Linked DNA regions of Homo sapiens: regions 2 and 3 are each linked to region 1. A link is a loop called in an ENCODE intact Hi-C map of the cell type or tissue named here. Cell type or tissue: ovary. All regions are shown on one strand. Each heading gives the region's core, and the rest is flanking DNA. Links, peaks and the distances in the headings are about the cores only. Region 1 holds the start of NOP2 (NOP2 nucleolar protein). Region 2 overlaps ING4 (inhibitor of growth family member 4). Region 3 holds the start of ACRBP (acrosin binding protein).

The links. Hi-C counts contacts between places; a loop is a spot of excess contacts. Peaks named below come from ENCODE experiments on the same cell type or tissue, not always from the same donor. Only the 100,000 strongest peaks of a DNase experiment are listed, where the experiment ranks them.
Region 2: it touches region 1 in a loop (2.2-fold over the local background); 15 of 110 quality-filtered maps call a loop at or near these places.
Region 3: a loop joins it to region 1, with 2.0 times the contacts of the local background. A loop is called at or near these places in 5 of 110 quality-filtered maps.

Annotation. Positions count from the first base shown.
Region 1 is chr12:6,565,220-6,569,861 of GRCh38, forward strand. It overlaps NOP2 (NOP2 nucleolar protein), which reads right to left and starts at 3,072. Exons shown (of 16, transcript NM_001258308.2): 1 at 2,988-3,072; 2 at 2,597-2,703; 3 at 1,558-1,603; 4 at 1,310-1,398; 5 at 882-1,117. The coding sequence starts at 2,699. It overlaps CHD4-AS1 (CHD4 antisense RNA 1), which reads left to right and starts at 3,152. Exons shown (of 3, transcript NR_199067.1): 1 at 3,152-4,311. RefSeq lists enhancers at 2,922-3,543, 3,367-3,416. In ovary, for the core only: no CTCF peak of the experiment used is centred there; a DNase peak (open chromatin) is centred at 3,112; H3K4me3 peaks cover 1,457 bases; H3K27ac peaks cover 980 bases.
Region 2 is chr12:6,651,304-6,662,268 of GRCh38, forward strand. ING4 (inhibitor of growth family member 4) reads right to left here. Exons shown (of 8, transcript NM_016162.4): 2 at 5,424-5,495; 3 at 1,927-2,093; 4 at 1,633-1,747; 5 at 1,359-1,464; 6 at 968-1,115; 7 at 21-82. Among named protein-coding and RNA genes, the nearest start is that of ING4, 6.3 kb to the right of the region's middle. RefSeq lists a silencer at 4,087-4,287. In ovary, for the core only: no CTCF peak of the experiment used is centred there; no DNase peak of the experiment used is centred there.
Region 3 is chr12:6,639,794-6,650,758 of GRCh38, forward strand. It overlaps ACRBP (acrosin binding protein), which reads right to left and starts at 7,639. Exons shown (of 10, transcript NM_032489.3): 1 at 7,531-7,639; 2 at 7,001-7,219; 3 at 6,690-6,784; 4 at 5,427-5,544; 5 at 4,344-4,812; 6 at 3,746-3,878; 7 at 550-729; 8 at 267-434. The coding sequence starts at 7,573. ING4 (inhibitor of growth family member 4) reads right to left here. Exons shown (of 8, transcript NM_016162.4): 8 at 10,508-10,965. RefSeq lists enhancers at 7,060-7,573, 7,497-7,566. In ovary, for the core only: no CTCF peak of the experiment used is centred there; a DNase peak (open chromatin) is centred at 7,618; H3K4me3 peaks cover 558 bases.

The DNA of each region.
Region 1 (4,642 bases), core at 2,143-4,642:
CACAGCTCACTGCAGCCTCAACCTCCCAAGCTCCAGTCATCTTCCCGCTTCAGCATCCTGAGAAGCTGGGACTACAGGCGTACGCCACCACACCCAGCTAATTTTTAAACCATTTTTTAACTTAACTTTTTTTTTTTTTGAGACAGAGTCTCACTTTGTTGCCCAGGCTGGAGTGCAATGGCATGATCTCGGCTCACTGCCATCTCCGCCTCACAGGTTCAAGCAATTTTCCTGCCTCAGCCTCCCAGGTAGCTGGGATTACAGGCATATACCACCACACCAGCTAATTTTCATATTTTTAGTAGGGATGGGGTTTCGCCATATTGTCCAGGCTGGTCTCGAACTCCGGAGCTCAGGTGATCCGCCCACCTTGGCCTCCCAAAGTGCTAGGATTATAGGCATGAGCCACTGTGCCAGGCCAATTTTTTAATTTTTTGTAGATACGGGATCTCCCTATGTTGCCCAAGCTGGTCTCCAATTCCTGGGCTCAAGCAATCCTCCTGCCTCAGCCTCCCAAAGTGCTGGGATTACAGATGTGAGGCACCATACCCAGCCAAAAGGAACAAATTTTTCAAAGTTCTGAGATAACTGCTTTATAAAAAGTGCATTTCTGTGCCCATCAGTGGAGCACACCATTGTCCACCTTCCCATACCTACACCAAGACAGCCTTCTAGATTTTTTTAAATGCTCTATCCTACAGCTCTTTCAAACTTGTAGTGCACTGGGAGGATATAAGGCAGTAGGGAAACAGTGATGGAGCACAAAAACCCCTTTCCTCTAGTCAGGCTTATCCTTGCCACTAAGAAACAGTCTCAAGAATCTGGGAAAGAAACTAAATAGCAAGGATCCTTCTATGAATGCCCAAAAAGATGAATCTCACCGCTTCACCTTCCTCCTCATCCTCAGAGTTGGAGTCAGCTCCATAGTCATCTACCGTATCAGCATCGTCCTCGGAGCCCCAGAGGTCCCCGTGGTTCACCATACCATCTTCTTCAGAGTCTTCCTCCTCCTCTTCCTCATCACTGCCAGGTGCTGGGCGCTTCTTGCCTCGAGGAGCATTAAATAGGGACTGGGGTCCCTTCTTACCAGCTGTCTGGACAGCTCCTGCAGAGATCCCTAAGGGTTTGAAGAGTCCTGGACTAATGGCAGCCACACATTCCCTGGCCCCACACCCTGGGAGCCTGTACTTTCTACCCCTCAGAATGTCCTTTGGCTGTTCCTTTCACTCCGGAAATGTTTAGCGAGTTCTTCCCTACCCAGGACCCAAAGGGACTCCTCATGTAGCATCCAGCTCTTAGTTTCACGGACCTTTTGGTAGCTTTCCAGGCAATGGTTTGGCCTCAGGAGACTTATTTGTCTTAGGGGCTTCAACAGAGCCCAATCTCCTCTTGGCTGCCCTGAAAAGACACAAGAGATTCAAGGAGTGAAGAAATGGGAAGATACTTCCAGGCTCTGCCATTTCCACCATAGGGAAATGTGAGAGTCTAGAATTAACTCTGTGGTCAAAGATGAGCAGTACCAATTTAACCTACTTAAGTTTTGACACCCACACTTACCTCTTTCGAGCACGACTAGACAGCCTCTTGGAATTTTCGTCACTTACTGTTTAAAAAAGAAAAACGAGGCAGAACAAGTTACAGGGGACATTAAAAATAAATGGGAACGGAAATAAACATGGTAAGAGAATTAGTACACTAATTAAAAGGAGTCCATTTAAATCTCAGCCCTGTTATTATTTAATAACTGTATACAAGTTTCTTTTTTTTTTTTGAAATGGAGTTTCACTCTTGTCTTCCAGGCTGGAGTGCAATGGCGTGATCTCAACTCACTGCAACCTCCTTCTCCCAGATTCAAGCGATTCTATTGCCTCAGCCTCCCATCACCACACCCAGCTAATTGTTGTATTTTTAGTAAAGACAGGGTTTCACCATGTTGGCCAGGCTGGTCTCGAACACTGGACCTCAGGTGATCCACCTGCCTCGGCCTCCCAAAGTGTTTCCTTAATAGTGCCTCTCTCACAGGACTCTAAGATGATTAAGCGATATAACATGACCAACAAGTTTAATACAGTGCCCAGGACTTCCTACTATCTCAATAAACTGCATCCTTTATCCAATGCCCAACACAAACTCCCGGTCCAGTGTTACCTCCCACCAGTCTTCCACACAGTATACTACTACTCGGCATGAAGCAGCCAGATCCGTGCTTTTCCATTTCCACCCCTTCCAAAAGGCAAATCAGTGACTGACCCCTCCCCTTCACTACTTCCTCTTGCTACAATGTTACCCATTTTTCAAAACCCAGCTTAACAAAAACTTTTACAGTTCTGCATGGGCTCCCCCTTCCTCTGAACTCACAATTGTTTTAAATCACACTTTTCCCTTGCATGAATAATAGTTGTGTCCGTGTCTTCACATCTCTACGACCTAAACAGTTCCCTACAATCTAAACGGCTGTTTCATTCATACCTCCTAGTAACTCATACAGAGAAGATTCCACTTAAATATAAAATGAACAGAAACTAAAAAAGAGAAGAGGTTATAATACAGAATACTGCAAAAGCTGAGGGATCAGGAGGCCACAACTAATCCTTACCTGCAGGCAAGAATCTGACGAGTTCTGTCTCGGCACCCTTCTGCTTCCGGGCCTTTCGGCCTGGCCCCCGCTTCTCCTTCGTAGGGTCCAACTTGCGCCCCATGGTACTGTGGCAGGCAGAAATGGGAGAAGGTGGCGTCGCGCGTGTCGGAGGGAACGGCAGAACGCACGCTTGGCGTATTATAGTGGGAAAGGGCACAGCCTCAACTCAGCACCCGCAACTCACTCAGCACTCCCGACTCAGCACCCGCGACTCAAGCACCCCCGCTATCCCCCTGGAGGCCCGACCGAACGCCCTCCCACCTGAAACCCAGGTAGCGCACCCTTCTCCCCACGTCCCAGACCAGGTCAGTGCTGCCACTCTTCGTCCCCCAATTTCCTCTAGACCCACCAGAATGCGGGTTAATGTCCGAGAGTGCCCTTCGGGCGGCCCTCCACGTGCAATCCGGACCTAGCTTTCGGCCGGCACTCGCCACAGAATCGTTCCACGCAGGCGCACGGGTAGCGCTAGCCTCGCGGCCCCGCCTCTTCCTGTTGCGCCTAGTCGGCCGCCGCACCCGGAACTTACGCTCGCCCTGGGAACGCCAGCGGAGCCGGCGGCGGCGAGTAGGGGGCAATTCGAAGGAGACGCGCAGCTTACACCCGCGGCGGGTGGAGGGAGCAATGTGACGAAACCATTGAGCTTGACCGACCTTCCCTCATGGAGTTGGCTTTTAGCCTCACGGCCGGTTTCTGTTGGGTGAAAGCCGCACCTTCTCCTCGAACCAGGGCCCGACATTGGAGCCCTCTCCCTCGCATCCACTGCCCTAGTCCAGCGTCAAGATCACGGAATTCCAGGCTGGGCGCAGTGGCTCACGCCTGTAATCCCAGCACTTTGGGAGGCTGAGGTGGGTGGATCACTTGAGGTCAGGAGTTCGAGACCAGCCTGGCCAATATGGTGAAACCCTGCTTCTACTAAAAATACAAAATTAGCCGGGCGTGGTGGCGGGCGCCTATAATCCCAGCTACTCGAGAGGCTGAGGCAGAATTGCTTGAGCCCGGGAGGCGGAGGTTGCAGTAAGCCGAGATCGTGCCACTTAAGCCTCACCAAGAGCGAAACTCCACCTCAAAAAAAAAAAACAAAAAAACCAGCCGGGCTCGGTGGCTCACGCCTGTAATCCCAGCACTTTGGGAGGTCGAGGCGGGCGGATCACGAGGTCAAGAAATCCGAGACCATCTTGGCCAACCTTGTCTCTATTAAAAATACAAAAATTAGTTGGGCATGGTGGCTGGCGCACGCGTGTAGTCCCAGCTACTCGGGAGGCTGAGGCAGGAGAATCGCTTGAACCCGGGAGGGGGAGGTTGCAGTGAGCTGAGATCGCGCCACTGTACTCCAGCCTGGCAACAAAGCGAGACTCCATCTCAAAACAAACAAACAAAAAAAACCGTGGAATTCCATGCCACTTACCTCCTCCTCTTTGCCCCTTTTTTAAAAATCTTTTTATAGAGACGGGTTGTAGGGGGTGGCGTCTCACTATATTGCCAGGGCTGGTCTAGAACTCCTGGGCTTAAGCGATCCTCCTGCCCCCACCTTTGTGCTGAGATTACAGGCTGTGAGCCACCGTGCCCCGCCCTCCCAGCACCTTCCTTGATGCTGACCCCTGCTCAGCCCCTCAATTAAGGTGCTGCACTGCACCTCATTCGCAGGGGGCCTCTTCGCCGGAACTCGCTTTCAGGTGGGTCTACAATTAGTTGGGAAACAACGGGTTGCAAGGCTGACCTGGTCTGGGACATGAGAAGGGGTGAACTACAAGGGTTTCAAGGTTGGAGGACGTTAGGTCGGGCCTCCGGGGGTGTGGGATTGAGGCTGTGTTCTTCCACAAATTGCATCCCAATTTTGCACAACTTAGCAAGAAAACCCCCCTCAGCCTTCCTAGAAACTAACATTAAGGTAGTGGTTAGGTGTTAAAACCGTTCCATGTACTTCACTGGTTTAACTTGACAACCGTATGAGGTATACATGAGATATCTGCATCCCACCAAAGTTAAACAACTTGCTCAAGGTCA
Region 2 (10,965 bases), core at 2,268-4,767, 86 kb after region 1:
CTCCAACTCCTGCCACTTACCATTTCCCCCGAGGCTTGGTTGTCAGCCCCACACAGGCAAAATGGAACCACTCAATGGAACACTGGAAGAGGAAGAAAGAAGTAGTCAGGGGCCAGGAAGGGCCAGAGGAAGGAGAGAAAGCCCCTCCAGATTCCTTAGGAACATCCTGTCCTTTACTCCATCCTTTTGGAGAATTCTTGGAAGTCCCAAGGCCAACCAGTTCCCACCATCTTCCTTCTATTCTTTTTTTCTTTTTGAGGCAGAGTCTCACTCTGTTGCCCAGGCTGGAATGCAATGACATGATCTCAGCTCACTGCAACCCCCGCCTCCCGAGTTCAAGCTATTCTCCTGCCTCAGCCTCCCAAGCAGCTGAGATTACAGGCACAGGCTATCATGCCTGGCTAATTTTTGTATTTTTAGTGGAGACGGGGTTTCACCGTGTTGGCCAGGCCAGTCTCGAACTCCTGATCTCAAGTGATCTGCTCACCTTGGCCTCCCAAAGTGCTGGGATTACAGGCGTGAGCCACAGCGCCAGGCTTTCAGGCTTTTTTTTTTTTTTTTTTTTTGAGACAGAGTCTTGCTCTTGTCGCCCAGGTTAGAGTGTGGTGGCGTGATCTCAGCTCACTGCAACCTCTGCCTCCTAGGTTCAAGCAATTCTCCTGCCTCTCGCCTCAGCCTCCCGAGTAGCTGGGATGACAGTCGTGTGCCACTATGCTCAGCTAATTTTTGTATTTTTAGTAGAGAAGGGGTTACACTATGTTGGCCAGGCTGGTCTCAAACTCCTGACCTCACGTGATCTGCCCGCCTCAGCCTCCCAAAGTGCTGGGATTTCAGGCAAGAGCTACTACGTCCAGCCCATCTTTCTTCTATTCTGAAGTCCCAGTACTCAACTGTGGGATTTTCCCTCTTGTACCCACTCCCTTCATGCCCCTCACAACCCCCCATCCTAAGGCAAAATGTTTCTCACATCAGGGTTGTCACAGCCAATCATCTCTCCATAGGAGACCTGGTGACAAAGGCAATAGGTGGGTTCGTTGGGATCCACAGGCATATCCAACACATCAGAGGGGTGGACACTGCCAAAGGTCACTGAGGGCATCCCATACTCAGGACTTCTGCATGCCAAGAGGAAGAGAAAGTGTCATCTACAGGAAGGGAAGCTAAAGCCTGAGGCTTTCAGAGGTGGCAGGAGATCCTGGTAGGGCAAATGATTTGTGGCTTCTCCAGCAGATACCAAAATGATAAGAAGAGTTCTTGGCGCAGACATATAGAAAGCGGCAGGGGGCGGTGCAGGCTGGGAGTGGGGCACCGGGAGAGAAGAGGATGTCATCCGGCAAAGGGCTCCCTGAATCACTCACGTGCGCACGAGCTTTAACTTCTTCTGGGCAGTCTTGGGGGCTTCTTCATCCGAGTTTTTCCCTTTGGAACGAGCACGAGCAGCTTTCTTCTCCTTTTGAGTCCGGCCTTCTAGGGAAGAGGGAGAAAGCCAGAAGGCAGGGAGACAGAAAGATGGGTTAAGTCCTCTTCTCTCCCCCTTTCCAACCTGGTGCCAAACTTCCCACCAGATGAAGAGCTGACTTCTTCTCCCTTTCAGTCCTCGCCCCACCTCTCACAGCCCCGCCCCCTCCTCACTCTTTTTGCCTTTGCTGGAAGAGCTGTCATAGTCACTTGACTCAATCTGTTTCTCCTTGAGATCAGCCTCAAAACGGGCCAGGTCTGTGTCCAGCCGCCGAATGTGTTTGTCCACCTGGGTGGAAAGGAAGGAGAAAGGAGAGGTACAAAACTATCTCCAATTAAAGAAAATAGGTTAAGGCAGAGTTTATGGATCTCACAGACCCCAAACAGATCCCAACACAGTTGAAGGAGGGGTCTAAGACCCTGAGGATTAGATGGGAAGTAGGTGGGGAGCCATGAACAGGGCCATACCATCTCATAGGTCTGCATGGCAAGCTGCACCTTGTCGTCACCAAATTCCTTGCACTTGCCATAGGCTTCCTGGATCTGTTTGAGAAGGGCCAATTTTTCCTCGGAGCTCAGGCTGCGGGCACTACTCATATACTCAGTGGCCAACTTGTCAATTTCAGCCTTCAGGTCTACAACAGAGACAGAGGCCTGGTCACAATGGCCCCTGAGTGGCTAGGTGAAACACATTTCTTCCTTTTGTTCTTTGGACCTTTTCCATTGATTAGCATAACCTTCCAACTAAAAAGTACTGAATGTTCAGAGGTACTGTGCCATGCACTCAAGTAATGGAACATACTGACAATATTTGCTTTAAAGGTCCTTTCAAGGTGCTGAAAACATTGCTATCATAGTTGGAATTTAAATTACTGAAACACAGCAAGGGATCCTTTGCACACCACATTAATATGAAGTGTATTTTTGTCCATGTTTGAAGATGCTTCTTTGAAGGGCTTGCTGCTTCTTGAATTTTGTCTCAAAAGCCATTGTTTCCTTCTCAAAAACATCCCACAGCAGTTGTCTGCCGCAAATCAGGCTGAGTCATCTGCTGTTGCTGGTTTCCAAGTCTGTACATCAATATCATACATTTCAAAATTATTAGTATTTTTTCTTTTTGACACAGGGTCTCACTTTGTCGCCCAGGCTGGAGTGCAGTGGCACAATCATGGCTCACTGCAGCCTCAACTTCCTGAGCTCTGGTGATCCTCCCATCTCAGGCACCACCACGCCTGGCTAATTTTTTCTATTTTTTTGTAGAGACAGGCTTTTTCCACGTTACCCAGGCTGGTCTCGAACTCCTGGGTCAAGCAATCTGCCTGCTTCAGCCTCCCAAAGTGCTGGGATTATTGGGGGTGAGCTACCATGCCTGGCCTAATCTATTTATTTTTAGAGGCAGGCGCAGGTTCTCTCTTATGTTTGTTGCCTAGGCTGACCTCCAACTCCTGTCCTCAAGTGATTCTATCTTTTCGCCTCCTGAGTAGTTGAGTATATCACACAATTTAAAATTAGACCTTACTCCAACATCCATGTAACAATTCTGCTTATCTTACTGCTCACTCTATTTTTCTTTTTTTTTTTTTTTGAGACAGGGTCTCACTCTATTGCCCAGGTTGGATGGAGTGCAGTGGCATGATCATGGATCACACTGCAGCCTCAACCTCTGAGCTCAAATGATCTCCCATTTCAGCCTCTGGAGTAGCTGGGACCACAGGCACATGCCACTACACCCTGATAATTTTTTTAAAAAAATTATTTCTAGAGATGAGGTCTCACTATATTGCCCAGGCTGGTCTTGAACTCCTGGTCAAATGATCCACCTGCCTCAGCCTCCCAAAGTGTTGGGATTCCAGGTGTGAGCCACTGCAGCCAGGCTGCCCATCCTATTTGGCTCATCATTGCAACTTCTTTCATTTTCCATTACTTCTTTTTTTCCTGTTTGTCCATCCTAGATATTGCTCCAAACACGTTTTTTTGTTTTGAGACGGAGTCACGCTCTGTTGCCCAGGCTGGTGTGCAGTGGCACGATCTTGGCTCACCTCAACCTCTGCCTCGTGGGTTCAAGGGATTCTCGTGCCTCAGTCTCCCAAGTAGCTGGGACTACAGGTGTGCGCCACCACATCTGGCTAATTTTTGCATTTTTAGTAGAGATGTGGTTTCACCATGTTGGCCAGGCTGGTCTCGAAGTTCTGATCTCAAGTGATCTGCCCGCCTCGGCCTCCCAAAGTACTGGGATTACAGACATGAGCCACGGCACCCGGTCTCCCAGATGTTTTATTTTATTTTATTTATTTTTTTTTGAGACCAAGTCTCACTGTGTTGCCCAGGCTGGAGTGCAGTAGTGTGATTTCAGCTCACTGCAACCTCCACCTCCCAGGTTCAAGCGATTCTCCTGCATCAGCCTCCTGAGTAGCTGGGATTACTGGCATGCGCCACCACACCCGACTAATTTTTGTATTTTTAGCAGAGACAGGGTTTCACCATATGGGCCAGGCTGATCTCAAACTCCTTATCTCAGGAGACTCACCCGCCTCTGCCTCCCAAAGTGCTGGGATTACAGGCGTAAGCCACCGCACCCGGCCCCAAATGTTTTAATATTGGAAGAATGGTAATGTCCCAGGACATTGAGACTATAGATGTTTACTAATATTTGGAAGGGCTCATAAATATGTCAGTAGTAAGAGACAAGTCTGACTCTAACATAGTGCAGCAACAGATAACCAGGAGGATCTGTGAAGACACTGTTTATACTCCACTTCATTCCAGGCTCTTGGAAGAAGCTGAAAAAGCATATAGTTCCATAATCTCCAACTGTCTTTCCATGCATGAACTCAAGAGTTACAACTGTATTACAAAAAAAGCAATCTGGTTCTCACCATTCGGCAGGCAGTTCTCAGGGAACTGTGTCCAGGGTTTTTGATGATGTTCACCTTTTCATGTGTAAACTCAGAGTAACTTAAGACACAGCTTCATGTATCTCAAAACCAGTCTGTTACATCCTTGAACATGGCTACATAGAATGAAGACAAGACTACAGATCCTTCAGTGGGTATGGGAATAGCTCCAACAGACATCTTTGAAGAAACCAAGTGAATGCCCCAATGCAGCCAAATTTGCTCAATGTTCCAGGCTGGAGATGGTATCTAATGCTTCTGTAAGTGTGAACGGTATAGAGATCCCATTGTCAATTACTGCTTTTTTTTCTTTCCTCTTTCTTTTTTCTTTCTCTTTTTAAGGACTTCTCATATAGCAAACCTCCCATCTACCAACATATGTTGCAGTCTAAAGTCACACTGGGAATTTGTGACAGTAACATTAACAATGAGAGAAGTAGAAACATTCTAGTCATCCTATAAATATATCAAACGTGGAGAGCAGAAATGACTCGAGTTGACTTTCTTTAATTCTTCTTTTTTTTTTTTTTTGAGACAGAGTCTTGCTCTGTTGCCTAGGCTGGAGTGCAGTGACATGTGGCATGATTTGGGCTCACTACAACCTCCACCTCCCAGGTTCAAACGATTCTCACGTCTCAGCCTCCCAAGTAGCTGGGATTACTGGTGCGTGCCACCACACCTGGCTAGTTTTTGTATTTTTAGTAGAGATGGGGTTTCACCATGTGGCCAGGCTGATCTCAAACTCCTGGCCTCAAGTTACCTGCCCGCCTAGGCCTCCCAAAGTGCTGGGATTACAGGTGTGAGCCAGCCTGGCTAATTATTCTCCAGGAAGACATAAAGAACACAGCATCTTTGAATTCTTGAGGCGTTTTCACAATACTCTATTTGTTATGAAAAAGCTGACACAGAAATGAGGATCATTATCCTGTTTTAAGAATTCCAAGAGCGTAAAAAAGGAGCGAGAGAAGCCACAGTTCTCCAGATCATACCAGATGATACGGTAACATCAAGTAGAAAAATAAATGATTACACACACTCATTAGATACAAAAACTTTTTACTCTATACATACCCTCTGTTCTTTGGTCTAGGTCCCTCATGAGCTGAAAGTTTCTCTGTAATTCAAAGGGAAGGTTTTCAATACCTAGGGAAGAGAGAGAAACAATCACAGGACTGACTATGCATAGGCCTTACAGCTCCTTTTAAAGTGCAGTTCAGGCCGGACATGGTGGCTCACGCCTGCAATCCCAGCACTTTGGGAGGCCAAGGGGGTGGATCACTCAAGGCCAGGAGTTCAAGACCAGCCTGGCCAACATGGCGAGACCTCCATCTCTATTAAAAATATGAAAATTAGCCTAGTGTGACGGTGGGCATCTCTAATCCCAGCTACTTGGGAGGCTGAGGCATGAGAATCACTTGAATCCAGGAGGCAGAGGTTGCAGTGAGCCGTGATTGAGCCACTGCACTCCAGCCTGGGCAATAGAGCAAGTCCCTGTCTCAAAAACAAACAAATGGCCAGGCATGGTGGCTCACACCTGTAATCCCAGCACTTTGGGAGGCCGAGGAGAGCAGATCACGAGGTCAGGAGATTGAGACCATCCTGGCTAACATGGTGAAACCCCGTCTCTACTAAAAATACAAAAAATTAGCCAGGTGCGATGGCGGGCGCCTGTACTCCCAGCTACTCAGGAGGCTGAGGCAGGAGAATGGCATGAACCTGGGAGGCGGAGTTTGCAGTGAGCCGAGATCGCACCACTGCACTCCAGCCTGGGCGACACAGTGAGACTCCATCTCAAACAAACAAACAAACAAACAAAAAATAAAGTGCAGCTCAGTTTTCCTTCCTCTGAACCTCTGGATTTATCTGTGACAGGATGGATCAGTTCTCTCATGACAGGCCATGCTTAACTCTTTCTCTACAAAACCTTTCCATTTCTGCATGGCTATCCCACCCTTTTCGCCTTCAGTGACCTTCCTTTATAAATAAGCTCTTCCCGTCAGGTGTGGTGGCTCAAGCCTGTAATCCCAGCACTTTGGGAGGTTGAGGCGGGTGGATCACGAGGTCAGGAGTTCGAGACCAGCCTGGCCAACATGGTGAAAGCCTGTTTCTACTAAAAATATAAAAATTAGCCAGGTGTGGTGGCACGTACCTGTAATCCCAGCTATTCAGGAGGCTGAGGCAGGAGAATCACTTGAACCTGGGAGGCAGAGGTTGCAGTGAGCCAAGACTGCACTACTGCACTCCAGCCTGGTGACAGAGCGAGACTCTGTCTCCAAAAAAAAAAAAAAAAGCTCTTCCCTTTCTTTTCCTTTTTTGTTTTTTGAGACGGAGTCTGGCTCTGTTGCCCAGGCTGGAGTGCAGTGGCACGATCTTGGCTCACTGCAGCCTCCACCTCCTGGGTTCAAGTGATTCTCCTGCCTCAGCCTCTGGAGTAGCTGGGACCACAGGCGCGCGCCACCACACCCGACTAATTTTTGTATTTTTAGTAGACACAGGGTTTCACCATTTTGGCCAGACTGGTCTTGAACTCCTGGCCTCAGGTGATCCGCCCGCCTTGATCTCCCAAAGTGCTGGGATTACTGGCATGAGCCACTAAGACGGGCCCCTTTCTTTTATTTTCCATCTCTGCCTCCAAGCTCTTTGTCCTCAAATTACAAATAGTCTCCTGGTATCCTCTATTATACACATAACACTTCCAATCTACTTCCATATAGTAGCCAGAATGTCCTTTTTAAAAAATGCAAACCTGGCCAGGCACGGTGGCTCATGCCTGTAATCCCAGCACTTTGGGAGGCCCAGGTGGGCGCATCAGCTGAGCTGAGGAGTTCAAGACCAGCCTGGGCAACATGGTGAAACTCTGTCTCTACCAAAAATACAAAAACTTAGCCAGGCTTGGTGCACATGCCTGTAATCCCAGCTACTTGGGAGGCTGGGGCACAAAAATCCCTTGAACCTGGGAGGTGGACATTTCAGTGAGCCGAGATCACGCCAATGCACTCCAGCCTGGATGACAGAGCAAGACACTGACTCAAAAAAACAAAAACAAAAACAAACACAAAAATAAAAAATGCAAACCTAATCAAGTCACTCTCCCGCTTATAACCTTCTGGTCACTTCCTACTGCTCTGAAGATGTTCTGCGCTTTCTGGCCCTTGCTTACCTCACACCAGCCTGAACTCATGTCAGTCTCCCTTTGTGCTCTGCTTTGCCCATACTGGCCTCCTCGCACTGCCTCAAACTGGCCTGTGCTCCTCCTGCCATTTGGCTTTCCACATGCTGTTCTCTCTAGTTGGAATGCACCGCTCGCTTTTCCTCATCCCATCCACCCCATCCCTCTTGGCCTATTAAATTCCTGTTCGTTCTTCCAAAGTTCAGCTCAAACTCAACTTTCCCAGACTCTGTTAACTGCCCTCGATCTATGTCAAGGTATTCTAGCCACCTTTTTAAAGCACTTATCCAACTGTAATTAAATAAATGTGTAATTAGTTGGCTGGGTGCGGTGGCCCATGCCTGTAATCCAGCACTCTGGAAGGCAGGTGGATCACTCAAGGCCAGGAGTTCAAGACCAGCCTTGGCAGCCTGGCAAAACCCCATCTCTACTAAAAATACAAAAATTAGGGCCAGGCACGGTGGCTCATGCCTGTAATTCTAGCACTTTGGGAGGCCGAGGCGGGTGGCTCACTTGAAGCCAGGAGTTCAAGACCAGCCTGGCCAACATGGTGAAACCTGTAATCCCAGATACTTGGGAGGCTGAGGCACAAGAATTGCTTAAATCCGGGAGGTGGAGGTTGCAGTGAGCTGAGATCGCACCACTGCACTTCAGCCTGGGTGACAGAGTGCGACTCCATCTCAAAAACAAAACAAAACAAAAATTAGGCCAGGCGCGGTGGCTCACACCTGTAATCCCGGCACTTTGGGTGGCCGAGGAGAGCAGATTACGAGGTCAGGAGATTGAGACCATCCTGGCTAACATGGTGAAACCCCGTCTCTACTAAAAATACAAAAAAATTAGCTGGCCGTGGTGGCGGGCGCCTGTAGTCCCAGCTACTCGGGAGGCTGAGGCAGGAGAGTGGCGTGCATCCAGGAGGTGGAGCTTTCAGTGAGCCGAGATCGCTCCACTGCACTCCAGCCTGGGCGACAGAGCGAGACTCTGTCTCAAAAAAAAAAAAAAAAAATAGATGGGCATGGTGGCCTGTGGCTGTAGTTCCAGTTACTCAAGAGACTGAGGCAGGACAATTGCTTGAACCAGGGAGGTAGAGGTTGCAGCCCGGGCAAAAGAGCAAGACTGTTTCAAAAAACAAAAAAATTAAAAAAAATAATGTGTAATTAGTTATTTGGTATCTGTCTCCCCAGGCCGAACATGGCTATCATATTCTCTCCTGTTTCCATAGTGTTTAGAATTATGACTTGCAAAGAGCAGGTACTCAGTAAATACTTGAATAAATGCATGAATATTTGTCACCCCAGTACAAGAGAAATCTCTTGCCAAGACTCCACCTAAAACTTTAAAAATGCCTCTACTTGCTGGGCACAGTGGCTCACGCCTGTAATCCCAGCATTCTGGGAGGCCAAGGCAGGTAGATCGCTTGATCTCAGGAGTCTGAGACCAGCCTGGGCAATATGGCCAGATCCTGTCTCTATAAAAATTAAATATATATATAAAAAATAAAAGGCCTGGTACGGTGGCTCATGCCTGTAATCCCAGCACTCTGGGAGGCCAAGGTGGGTGGATCACCTGAGGTTGGGAGTTTGAGACCAGCCTGGCCAACACAGTGAAACCTCATCTCTACTAAAAATACAAAAATTAGCTGGGTATGGTGGCGGGCACTGTAATCCTAGCTACTCAAGAGGCTGAGGCAGGAGAATCACTTGAACCCGGGAGGCAGAGGTTGCAGTGGGCCAAGATCGCACCATTGCGCTCCAGCCTGGGTGACAGAGTGAGACTCTGTCTCAAAAACAAACAAACAAACAGAAAAACTAAAATAAAATAAATAAAAAAAAATAAAATGCCTCTACTGTTTAAACCTACAACTTCAGGTCTGCTACCACCAGTTCACAAGACTGAGTCACTGGTGATTTACCAAATCTAATGGTGTTATTAAGCCTATCCTAAAAAATATCTCTGCAGCAGTTGGCATGATCTTTTCTCCGCTGAGTAACTTTCTTTTCTTTTCTTTTGAGGTGTAGTGTCGCTCTTGTCGCCCAGGCTGGAGTGCAATGGCGCAATCTCAGGTTCAAGGAATTCTTGTGCCTCAGCCTCCCAAGTAGCTGGGATTACAGGCGTCTGCCACCACGCCCAGCTAATTTTTGTATTTTTAGTAGAGACGGGGTTTCACTATGTTAGCCAGGCTGGTCTTGGAACTCCTGACCTAAGGCGATCCACCCATCTCAGCCTCCCAATGTGCTAGGATTATAGGCGTGAGCCACCGCTCCCAGCCTTTTTGTTTTTGTTTTTTTTTTGAGGCGGAGTCTCACTCTGTTGCCCAGGCTGGAGTGCAGTGGCATGATCTCGGCCCACTGCAACCTCCACCTCCCAGGTTCAAGCGATTCTCCTGCCTTAGCCTCCTAAGTAGCTGGGACTACAGGGGCACACCACCACACCTGGCTATTTTTTTTATTTTTAGTAGAGACGGGGTTTCACCATGTTAGCCAGGCTGGTCTCGATCTCCTGACCTCATGATCCGCCTGCCTCAGCCTCCCAAAGTGTTGGGATTACAGGCATGAGCCACCGTGCCTGGCCACCAGCCTTTGTTTTTTTTTTTTTTTTTTTTTTTGAGAGGGACACGGAGTCTTTCTCTGTCACCCAGGCTGGAGTGCAGTGGTATGTATGATCTTAGCTCACTGCAATCTTCACCTGCTGGGTTCAAGTGATTCTCCTGACTCAGCCTCCCAAGTAGCTGGGATTACAGTCACATGCCACCATGCCCAGCTAATTTTTTTTTTTTTTTAAAGTAGAGACTGGGCTTCACCATGTTGGACAGGGTGATCTCAAACTCCTGACCTCAAGTGATCTGCCCGCCTTGGCCTCCCAAAGTGCTGAGATTACAGGCATGAGCTACTGTGCCCAGCCTGTCTACCTCACTTTCTAAGCAGGAAGAAGCCACCTTAGATTCTTCCTTCTCTCTCAACCACTCAGTCATTCAGTCAGTCCTTTCATATTTAACTCCTAAATACTTCTGTAACTCCCTAAAATCAGGTTCTTATCTCTGTCCTGGAATGTTATCACTAATTGATCTCTGTTATCAACAATATCATGCTCCAATTTACCATATATTAGTCATTTTCCTCTATAAAAATCATACTCTACTTTAAAATGCAAACTTCTTCGTTTGGCTTAAAAGACCTTGTCCAATCTAGCCTCAGCCTCTTTCTCCAGTCTCCTTTCTCAATTTCTTACCTTAGATTCATAAATATCAAATACGCTGACCTCTGAGTCATAAATATCAAACACCCTTGACCTTGCCACAAACCCATCACAGTACCTTTGCGGATGCTTTCCCCAACCTGGAATTCCTTTTTTCTCTCCTCACTGGCAAATAACCTTCAAGACCCTATTCAAACATCACCTCCGCTGTAAAGCTTTTCCTACATCCCCAGGTAATTACCCCCCTTT
Region 3 (10,965 bases), core at 6,305-8,804, 79 kb after region 1:
GCAAGTAACTGGCAGAGTTGGGACCAGAACCTCTAGCTCCTGTTTTCTCAGCCCTCTGGGTCCCCACTCCTTTGCCTGCTCTATTGGTGGAGGGTGGGGTGGGGTGCAATGGTCTCTTGGAGAGAGGCAGGAGATTCAGTGAGGACGGGTTCTCAGAAGCCAGGGGCCCAAGCCCCCTTCCACAAACTAGCGCTACTCACAGCAAGTAACTGGAAGGAATGGGGTGAGGGTAGGGATGGGGCTGAGCTTTGGGGAAAGGTTCTAACCTTGGTAGGGAAATCCCCATCCTGGAAGCTAAGGAACTCAGTCTGGAGCCACCCAGAGACTCGGACATCTTCACAGCCTTTCGTGGCAAGCCGGGCACACCAGAAGTCCATGTGGAGCCCACCGTACAAATCCAGCCCGTAAAAGCGGCCTGATTCTGGGGACCCTACCTGTGGCACAGGAGATAGGGGAGAGGTGCGTGCCCCTCCCCACCTGCTGGCCACCACCACCCCACCCCTGCCACCCAGTTCTGCCTTTCCCACTGCGGGCTGCCGGGCTAGATACCTGGTTGCCGATGGACAGGCTCTGGGAGGCAAGCAAGGGGCTGACAAAGGGAGTCTTGTGGGAGGTGTCGCATTGTTGCCGCTGCAGGCTGGCCTCTGAGTGGCACTGCTCCAGCTTCAAGGAGCAGAAGTCACAGAGGGCACAGGTAGACATGTGTCGCCGCCCAAGGCTGTCACAGACCTGGGGCAGGGGAATGGGTGAGGCTGAAGCTGAGAGTCAGCGGCCTGCCTTCTCCCATGCCTCAGCCCTCCAGGGTGGGCCCTGCAGAATGTCTTTGCATTTAGCCTCTTCCAAAAGCTTCTCTGGGTTTTCTACTTGGCCTCCTCCCCAAGGGTTCCTCAAGGACCTTGCCTCAGCTATTTCTTCACCCTCTTCCTGGATGATTTATCTACTCCTAGGTAATCATCTATCTGCGAGTGACACCCAAATCTTTATCACCAGCTCTGATCTCTCTCTTGGGCTCCAAATCCTCATTGCCAAGTGCCTGACAGATGTCTGTGATTGGGTGATCTTACAGATACCCCAACTTAGCCTATCTGAAAAGAACTCATAACCCTCCCCTGCCACCTCTGCTAATGATAATGCTAATATTTACAAAGAGGTGACCCAGTGCCAGCACTATGGCTACACATGCTCTCATTTCATTTAGTTTTCACGACAACCCTATAACAGCAGAGATACTAATATTACTCTCATTTACTGACAAGGAAACTGACTCTCAGTGAGGTTGAGTAAGTTGCTCAAAGCCACTTATCTAACAGATGGGGAAGCTGGGACATGGGTCCAGGTCCTTCCAACTCTAAAACCTATGCTCTATCCAAGTACCTGGGTTGGAAACCTCCAAGTTCTTGGAAGCTATTCTTCAGAGTGGAGTTACCAATCTCCCAGCTGGGTTCTGCCCTCAGCTTCCTCAGCACTAGCAGGAGATCGTACTAAGCAGTATCTTTAGTCAATCCCACGGTCCTCCTTCCTCCCCCATGGGCACAGCCTGTCACAGTGCATGCAATCTCCTATGGCACCTTGCCTGCTCCTCCCACATAACGGAGGCATCATGTCCCTGGCCAGAAATCTTTATTGGATTCCCCTTTCCTATCAAATTCAGTGCAAATGCTCATGTTGCCATTCAAGAGTTTTTGCGTCATGACCCTGTTGATCTCTTTGACTCTGTCTCCTGCTGCTCTGCTCCAGGTAAAAGGGACTCCCTCCTTACTGTCCTCTTATCTAAGCCATCAAATCCAGTGAGCTCCCTCCATAAAACCCTGAACTTCTTGCATTTTGTTTAAGAACCTCACCGACCACACTCCCTTTGTAATATTACTGTATCCATATTAACTCCCTCATGGGTTCTTGGCCCCTTAAGAGCAGAAACAGTATGCTCATTGTTAGCATACTAATTTCACTCATGAAATTTCTACCTCTTCTTTGGGCCAGGCACGGTGGCTCATGCCTGTAATTCCAGCTGAGTGGAAGTGGCTGAGATGGATTCCATGAGCCCAGGAGTTTGAGATCAGCCTGGGCAACATGGCGAGACCCTGTCTCTACAAAAAAATACAAAAGAAATTTCTACTCTTCTTTGCATCATAGCCTTTGCACATACTATTCTCTATCAGGAATCTTCTACCAAGCCCCTTCTTTTGCCTGGATTCACTTCTTTTATCTTCAGGTCTCAGTTTAAACATCAGTTCTTCTTGGAAGCACCCTCTGATCCTCCCAAACATGGAGAGTTGTCCCCAACCCACCCCATCTGCTCTCTGTACTTTGTGCCTATCCCTGCTACAGCACTGATCCCATCACACCATCCTGCATATTTCCTTGTCTCTCTCCTGCCCTAGATTCCAAGAGGACAGAGGACTGGCTCTATTGCACATACTGCTAACATCTTAAATATCTAGTAGAGTTTGTCCCCAATCAGTATTTTTTTTCATGACAAGATACATCTAAGTTTTATTCTAAGAGTTTTACAGGCACTTTTAGGTCTTACATTTAGGTCTTTGATCCATTGTGAGTTAATTTTTGTATATGGTGTGAAACCCTTAAGTCTTTAAATCATCTTGAAATGTTTTTTGTGTATCTACTCCTAGGTGATCATCTATCTGCAGGGGACACCCAAATCTTTGGGTGTAAGATAGAAATTCAATTTCATTTTTTCCTCATGGTTAACCCATCATTCCAGTACCATAAATGGGAGTTCCTCTTTTCCCACAAATCAGTCACAGAAAATCTGTTTCTGGGCTCTGGGTAGTCTATTTGTCTGTCACCATCCCAATTTCACATTATCCTAGTTACTTGAGCTTTATAGAAAGTCTGGATTTATATAGGACAAGTATGCTCTACCTCATTCATTTTTATGTTATTCTTGTCCTCCCAATCAGTATTTGTTGAACAAACAGATGAATGGATGGTATCTGAGCTCTCGAAAAATGTTTGCTAAATTGTATTATTTGTGAAAATCTAAGGTATATTTTCCTGGGAGTAGACTTGCTGGTTGTTGAGGACACATTGAGACTGGAATCTCTTTACAGATTCCCTGGAATGGGTTCTATGAACTCTCTGGAAAGAAGAAGAGCTGCATCTAAGGCAAAGCTAGGAAGATGGTGAGGTGGATCAAGAATCAAGAGTTGACTCAAGGCTGGGCATGGTGGCTCATGCCTGTAATCCCAGCATTTTGGGAGGCCGAGGCAGGAGGATTGGTTGAGCCCAGGAGTTCTAGACAAACATGGGCAACAAAGGGAGACCCCATCTCTACAAAAAATAAAAAAAAATTTAGCCAGGCATGGTGACACATGCCTATAGTCCCAGCTACTCGGGAGGCTGAGATGAGAGGAGGATCACTTGAGCCCAGGTGGTCAAGGCTGCAGTAAGCCATGATCGCACCACTCCCCTCCAGCCTGAGTAATAGAGTAAGACCCTGTCTCAAAAAAAAAAGGAGTGAAATCTGGAAGCCTGGCAACTCAGGGAGGTGAAGAGGTGAAGAATGAATTCTGGACTGGATTGCATTTCAGACTGGGTCTTGAGCCTTCCTCCTTTAAAGTGGACTGGTAATGCCCTTCCTAAGAAAAGAGTCCCACTTGGAGAGAATCTCTCCAGCTATGTCTCATGCTTCTCCTGCCCATCCTCCACTCCCATAGCCTAGCACAGTGCCTGGCCAAGAGGATGCCCAGTGGCATGTATCCATTAGACAGTATGGCTGGCATACCGACTTCCCGAAACCAAGGATCTCCTCCTCCATGTACTTCCAGGCCTTGGCTGTGGGGGTTATGATGCAGGTATTCTCCACGATCGAATAGCACAGCACCAGCAAGGCCTCTGTGTGGGGCAGCTGCAGGAGGCTGCAAGAAGACAGCACTGAGGGTGGGGCTGGGCCAGGTGGCCCGGGCAGGAAACTACATCCAGTCTCTTCCCCTTCCCTTAGTGTCTGCTTTGGTCACACACATTCAGCATGCTTAGCATGGGGCCTTAGAGGCCTCTGGACAAATCGCCTCATTTTTCAAATGAGGAACTGAGGACCCGAAAGGAGAAATTACTTTCTCAGGATTGCAATGCTAAACAGGGCAGAGACAAGACCAGAACCCAAGTCTGGTAGCTCCAGGTACAGGGCTTACATAGAGAATAAGCATTTGAGCAGTGCTTAAGCCAACAATGGGCACAGAATTGGTGAGGCAGTTGCTAGCTGTGCCTGAAGTCCAGACAGGTCTGAGTGGATCTGGAGGCTGAAGCTAGGAAAATGGGCTTCTCACTCCCAAGAAAGGCAGAAGGGAGGGCAGGGTGGATGACAGAGTCAAAACTTCCTATACCTGCCAGGGTTTTGGTTTCTCCAGTAGGAGTTCTCATCATATATTTCATTCATTTCATCTATTTCCTGGGCTGATCGAATGAGCTCCTGGATGTTCTCCATTATCATAGGAGTAGACTCTACTTCTCGTACCCGGGGAGCAAAAGAGGAAGGGTTAGAAGATAGAGATTCAGAGTGAAACTTGGGCTCTGAGTCTGTCTGCAGCTGAGACACAGCCTCCCGTCCCTCCTTAGTCCCCTGTCCTTCTTCCTGCTTTCCCTCCTCTTCCTGTTCCTCTTCTTGCTCTTCCTGTTTCTGCCCCTCTTCCTGCTTGTGTTCTTGTGTCGGCTCCTGCCTGTGCTCCACTCCTTGCTCCTGCTTGTGCTCTGGCGCTTGCTCCTGGCCTCCCAGGGACAAGGAGGATTGTAGGAGCTCTTCCACGTTGTTGCTGAGCCTCTCAGGCCAGGGCTGGAAGGTCTGGCGTTCTGTCACTACAGCAGGGTTTAGAGAGAAGGGAGAGAGACAGTCAGGCTTCTAGCCCCTGAGTGTCTTTGTTCACAGAGGGACACACACATAAACAAAGCAGACCAAGTCACACTTATACACACAGAAAAACACAGAAAAGAACATAAGTATTAAACTAAAAGAACATTACCACGGCAACTGTAAGGCTGGTGGTATGCATCACCTTCCCACCTCCCTGGCAAGCACTCCTCCTTCCCTAACTTCCACCTCAAATACCACCATTTGTCCCTCTCCCTTAGGAAACACCAAGTATGCTGAGTAGCTAGCAGTCAATCCTTTCTAAAGTGAAGACATTAGCTTATAAAGGGCCTAGAGGTCCTTTGTAATGCAACAATGTCTCTGGAATTGGGAAAAATGGATTCAGGGCAAAATTGTAAGTAATGGCAGAAGAGATTCTGGTCCAGGAGAGCCCTAACTTGTATTCATAAAAAGCTGACACTCCTTTGTGTAAACAGCTGTCTGCTGGCGCCCCCTTCCCGCCCAACATGCTTCCCATTTCCCTGCCATGGATGCCTTACGTTGTGGGCTCTGGGAGTTGTGGGAGTAGCTGGTGGTCTCCCGGCTGCTGAGAGGGTCTCACCTGTGAAGTGGGGTGAGATGGGGGAGGTCATCGTGGTGGGTGAGACTTCAGCTGAAGCTTCTATCTCCTTGAGAGTGTTAGGTGAGAGAATAGAGACTGGCTGGGAACACAGGACTCTCTGCAGGAAGAGAAGGAAAATGGGAAAGCCTTTCCTAAAGGGCAGACTTCTGCTCCAGCTGGTTCTTCAACCCCTTTTCCAGCATGTCTTATCTCTCAGTTTCTAGGCAGGGATAAAGGGACATGGTCCCTGCTGGAACCCTCTAGACCTGAGAAAGGGTCCCTTCAGAAGATGAATCTCTGTTTGTCTGGGCCACATCCCTGCCGTCACTTTTGCATTTGACTCAAAATCACTGACCTGTTCGAAGAAACGTAAGGGCTTATCTCTTTGCCTCTTCCCATCCCTCTTCCCTACTTCTTTTTGTTTGGGTTTTGGGTTTGTTTTTTTTGTTTTTTTTTTTTGAGACGGAGTCTCACTCTGTCACCCAGGCTGGAGTGCAGTGGCGCGATCTCGGCTCACTGCAAGCCCCACCTCCCGGGTTCACGCCATTCTCCTGCCTCAGTCTCTCGAGTAGCTGGGACTACAGGCGCCTGCCACCACGCCCAGCTAATTTTTTGTATTTTTAGTAGAGACAGAGTTTCACCGTGTTAGCCAGGATGGTCTCGATCTCCTGACCTCATGATCTGCCTGCCTCGGCCTCCCAAAGTGCTGGGATTACAGGCGTGAGCCACCGCACTCGTCCCTGTTGTTGTTTTTTTTTGAGACACAGTCTTGCTCTGCCACTCAGGATAGGGTGCAGTGGCATGATCTCGGCTTACTGCAACCTTTGCCTCCCGGGTTCAAGCAATTCTCCTGCCTCAGCCTCCCGAGTAGCTGGGATTACAGGCGCCCATCACCAAGCCCGGCTATTTTTTTTTTTTTTTTTTGTATTTTTAGTAGAAACGGGGTTTCACCATGTTGGCCAGGCTGGTCTCGAACTCCTGACTTCAGGTGATCTGCCCATCTCGGGCTCCCAAAGTGCTGAGATTACAGGCATGAGCCACCATGCCCAGTCTCTTCTCTACTTTTCTTGCAGTAACAGAATTGTTCAATCTGAATATCCAAGGTGAGACTGTATTCATATATAATCTGGGTAAATGACTGGCAAAATGGCAGGGAAGGAGGAGCTAAGGATGACTCTCCTGGAACCCTTCCTCAACTCCCCACTGCTGCCGCCTCTCCCTTGGCCCTGGGGCACCAAATCCAACCTTTGTCCTGGGCCTCACCTTGGCATAGTAGACGTGGTTGGAGCAACGGTAGTGAGTGAACTGGCAGAAAGACTCAAACCAGGAGGCATAAGGGAGGTTGGAGCAGACAGCACCTGAGAAAGGGCAGGGGTGGAGAAGATGAACCCGTGGGGAGCTTGGGGTGGGGCTGTGGGCAATGGACTCCACGCCATGGGGAGGGTGGAGAGTACGAGCTCATGGTGTGGTGCCAGCCATGCCCTTCCCCGCCTCACATGAGCACAGGGGTTTTTGCCCTGAGGTTTGGGTGAACACTCTGGGTGCCTCGGTTTCCCCCCTAGTCTGGCCCTCACCATCGGGCACTAAGCCGTGGTTTTCATATTGGTCCAGCTGGACGAGTGTGGGATTCCGGCAGCCGTGGGTTGCACGGAGACGGCAGGTAGTCTCTGCCTTCCAGGTTGGAGTCAGCAGTGCGAAGAAGCGTTCGTATTCGGTAGGAGAGAGAGGGCTGCCTGGAGTGGAGGCCTGAGTCGAATCCTGGGCTGCGGCAGGTGCCAGAGGCAGGAGCAGCACTGCGGAGCGGGCGAACGGATGATGGAAGGACCGAACCCCAAAACCCGCTCCGAGACCAGGACAGACAGACCCAGACTGGCAAATTAGGAACGGGGTGAGGGTTATCCCTGCTGACCAGGGCGGGGGGAGTCTAGAGACAGAGGCAAAGGTCCGGCCGCGGGCGGGGGGAGATGGGAGTATCCCAGGACCTAGGGAGCCGACCCAGCGCGACCACCATGAGGAAGCGATCCAGAAACCGTAAAAGCAGAGCTCTCGGGAGGGAGAGGACTAGCCCGGGGAGAGTCTGTTGGAGCAGGTGTAAACCTCTCACCCTTCAGGAGTGAGGGAAGGAAGCCAGCGGCTGGCTTCCTCATGGCCGGAGAAGATCCGCCCGCGTCCCGTGGACACAAGCCGCCTCTAACGGGCCAAGCCGCAGAGAGAGCCGCAGGCGCGGGGCGGGGCGCACGCGGGCACCGCCCACGCGTCACAAAGAGCGGGCCGGGGCGGGGCCTCGACAGCCGGGCTCTCAGGGCCCTAAAGTGGCCAGAGCCCATCCAGATGGTAGGAATGGCAAACAGCTACCTTCACTTAGCGTCTTTTTCTTTTTTTTTTGAGACGGAGTCCTACTCTGTCGCCCAGGCTGGAGTGCAGTGGTGCGATCTCGGCTCACTACAACCTCGGCGTCCCAGGTTCAAGTGATTCTCCTGCCTCAGCCTCCCGAGTAGCTGGGACTATAGGTGCACGCCACCACGCCCAGCTAATTTTTGTATTTTTAGTAGAGATGGTATTTCACCATGCTGGCCAGATGGTCTCGATCTCTTGACCTTGTGATCCGCCCACCTCGGCCTCCCAAAGTGCTGGGATTACAGGCGTGAGCCACCATGCCCGGCCTAATTTTTGTATTTTTAGTAGAGACTGGGTTTCACCATGTTGGCCAGGCTGGTCTTGAACTCCTGACTTCAAATGATCTGCCCACCTCGGCCTCCCAAAGTGCTGGGATTACAGGTGTGAGCCACCGTAGCCAGCCACTTAGCATCTTTACATGCACTACCTTACGTAATTGCCATAGGAATCCCATAAGGTAGATACACTATCATTCGTTTTACAGATGAGAAATCGGGGCTTAGGGAAGCAACTCGCCCAACAAACAGGTCGTGAGGTCTAGAGCTAAGCGCAGGCAGAGATAGAATGTGCAAAACCAAGTCAAGGCCTATCTGGGTAGGAACTAGACAGGGCGCCTCCATGAGCAAAATGGGTCCAAGGGGAAAACAAGAGGGTGGCTCAGTGGTCTACGAAAGTGGTTTCCAAGGGAGAATCGAGTAAGACAGTCCACTGAGGTATGGGAGGAGAACTTTTGCTTTTGTATCTGTTTTGTGTTTAAAATGAGAAATTCCAGCCTGGGCAACAGGGCGAAACCTCGTCTCTACAAAAAGTACAAAAAATTAGCCAAGCGTGGTGGCACGTGCCTGTAGTCCCAGTTTCTTGGGGGGCTGAGATGGGAGGATCGCTTGAGCCCATGAGGCCAAGGCTGCAGTGAGGTGCAATCGGGCCACTGCTCTCCAGCCTGGGTGACAAAGTGAGACCCTGTCCCCACCCAAAAGCAAAAGTAAAAAAGAAAAATAAAACAAGAAATTGTCTTGGGCCAGACTTGGTGGCTCACGCCTGTAATCCCAGCATTTGGGAAGTCAAGGCGGGTGGATTCCTTGAGCCCAGGAGTTCCAGACCAGCCTGGGCAACATGGCGAAACCCTGTCTCTACAAAAAATACAAAAATTGTCAGGTGTGGTGGTGTGCGCCTGTTGTCCCACTTACTACTTGGGGAGGCTGAGGTAGGAGGATCACCTGAGTCTTCAGAGGTCAAGGCTGCAGTGAGCTGAGATCTCACCACTGTGCTCCAGCCTGGGTGACAAAGTGAGACCCTGTCTCAAAAATAAAATAAAATAAAATAAATTAATAAAATAGAGACCAGGCACTGTGGCTCATTCCTGGAATTCCAGCACTTTGGGAGGCCAAGGAGGGTGGATCTCTTGAGGCCAGGAGTTTGAGACCAGCCTGGCCAAAATGGTGAAACTTGGCCGGTGCGATGGCTCATGCCTGTAATCCTAGCACTTTGGGAGACCAAGGCAGGCAGATCACGAGGTCAGGAGATCAAGACCATCCTAGCTAACACGGTGAAACCCTGTCTCTACTAAAAATACAAAAAATTAGCCAGGCGTGGTGGCATGTGCCTGTAGTCCCAGCTACTCGGGAGGCTGAGGCAGGAGAATTGCTTGAACTCGGGAGATGGAGGTTGCAGTGAGCCGAAATCACGCCACTGCACTCCAGCCTGCATGACAGAGTGAGACTCCATCTCAAAAAAAAAAAAAGGGTGAAACCCAGTCTCTACTAAAAATACAAAAATTATGGCTGGTCTCAGCACAGTGCAATCTCTGCCTCCTGGGTTCAAGTGATTCTCCTGCCTCAACCTCCCAAGTAGCTAGGATTATAGGCACATGCCACCACATCTGGCTAATTTTTGTATTTTTAGTAGAGATGGGGTTTTAACATGTTGGCCAGACTGGCCTCGAACTCCGGACCTCAGGTGATCCACCCACCTCAACCTCCCAGAGTGCTGGGATTACAGGTGTGAGCCACCGCACCCAGCCTATTTATTTTTTTGAGACGGAGTCTCACTCTATCGCCCAGGCTGGAGTGCAGTGGTACAATCTCAGCTCACTGCAACCTCTGCCTCCCAGGTTCAAGCGATTCTCCTGCCTCACCCTCTCGAGTAGCTGGGATTACAGGCACCCATGACCACGCCCAGCTAATTTTTGTATTTTTGGCCGAGACCGGGTTTCGCCATGTTGGCCAGGCTAGTCTTGAACTCCTGACCTCAGGTGATCCACCTCCCTTGGCCTCCCAAAGTGTTGGGATTACAGGCGTGAGCTACCGGGCCTGGCCTACTTTAAAAAAAATTTTAAAAAATGAAAAAAAGAAATCAGCTTGGGTGCTGTGGCTCACGCCTGTAATCCCAGCACTTTGGGAGGCCAAGGCAGGCAGATCATGAGGTCAAGAGATGGAGACCATCCTGGCCAACACGGTGAAACCCTGTCTCTACTAAAAATACAAAATTAGCTGGGCGTGGTAGCATGTGCCTGTAGTCCCAGCTACTTGTAAGACTGAGGCAGGAGAATCACTTGAACCCGGAGGCGGAGACTGCAGTGAGCCAAGATCACGCCACTGCACTCCAGCCTGGCAACAGAGTGAGACTTCGCCTCAAAGGAAAAAAAAAAAGAAGTCAAGCTAATGTATAGTATAGCAGTACGTATGTATAGCACAAATACATCATTTATTGGAAATTAAGTGAAAGATGTTTTATGGAGAAAAGATGCATGATTTACAAAGTTTTGGAGACCCCCTGGTCTGAGGCCTACCCTCCAGCACCTCTGTCTTTCCCAAGTTGAGAACTTACAAGTTCTCGGACAGAGGCACCACTCTGGTTTCATGTCGTGTCCTAATTCTGGCATGCCATCCTCTCACATTGCATCCAACCCAGAGGACGCAAAATGAATGCTCAGCATGTTTACTAAAACAGTGTCTCTACAATAAACACAGCAGGCCAACATGTATAGCTTTTATTTACCTACCCAAGTTCCTTTTACATGTGAGTTATCTGCATTCCACCTTGCCCCCTCTCCCAGGATGAATCCTCTTGGCACAGAGGAAGGGGTGCCCCTTCAACTAGGGCCAGAGCCTAGATGACCTGGTGGATCCCCCACCATGAAAAA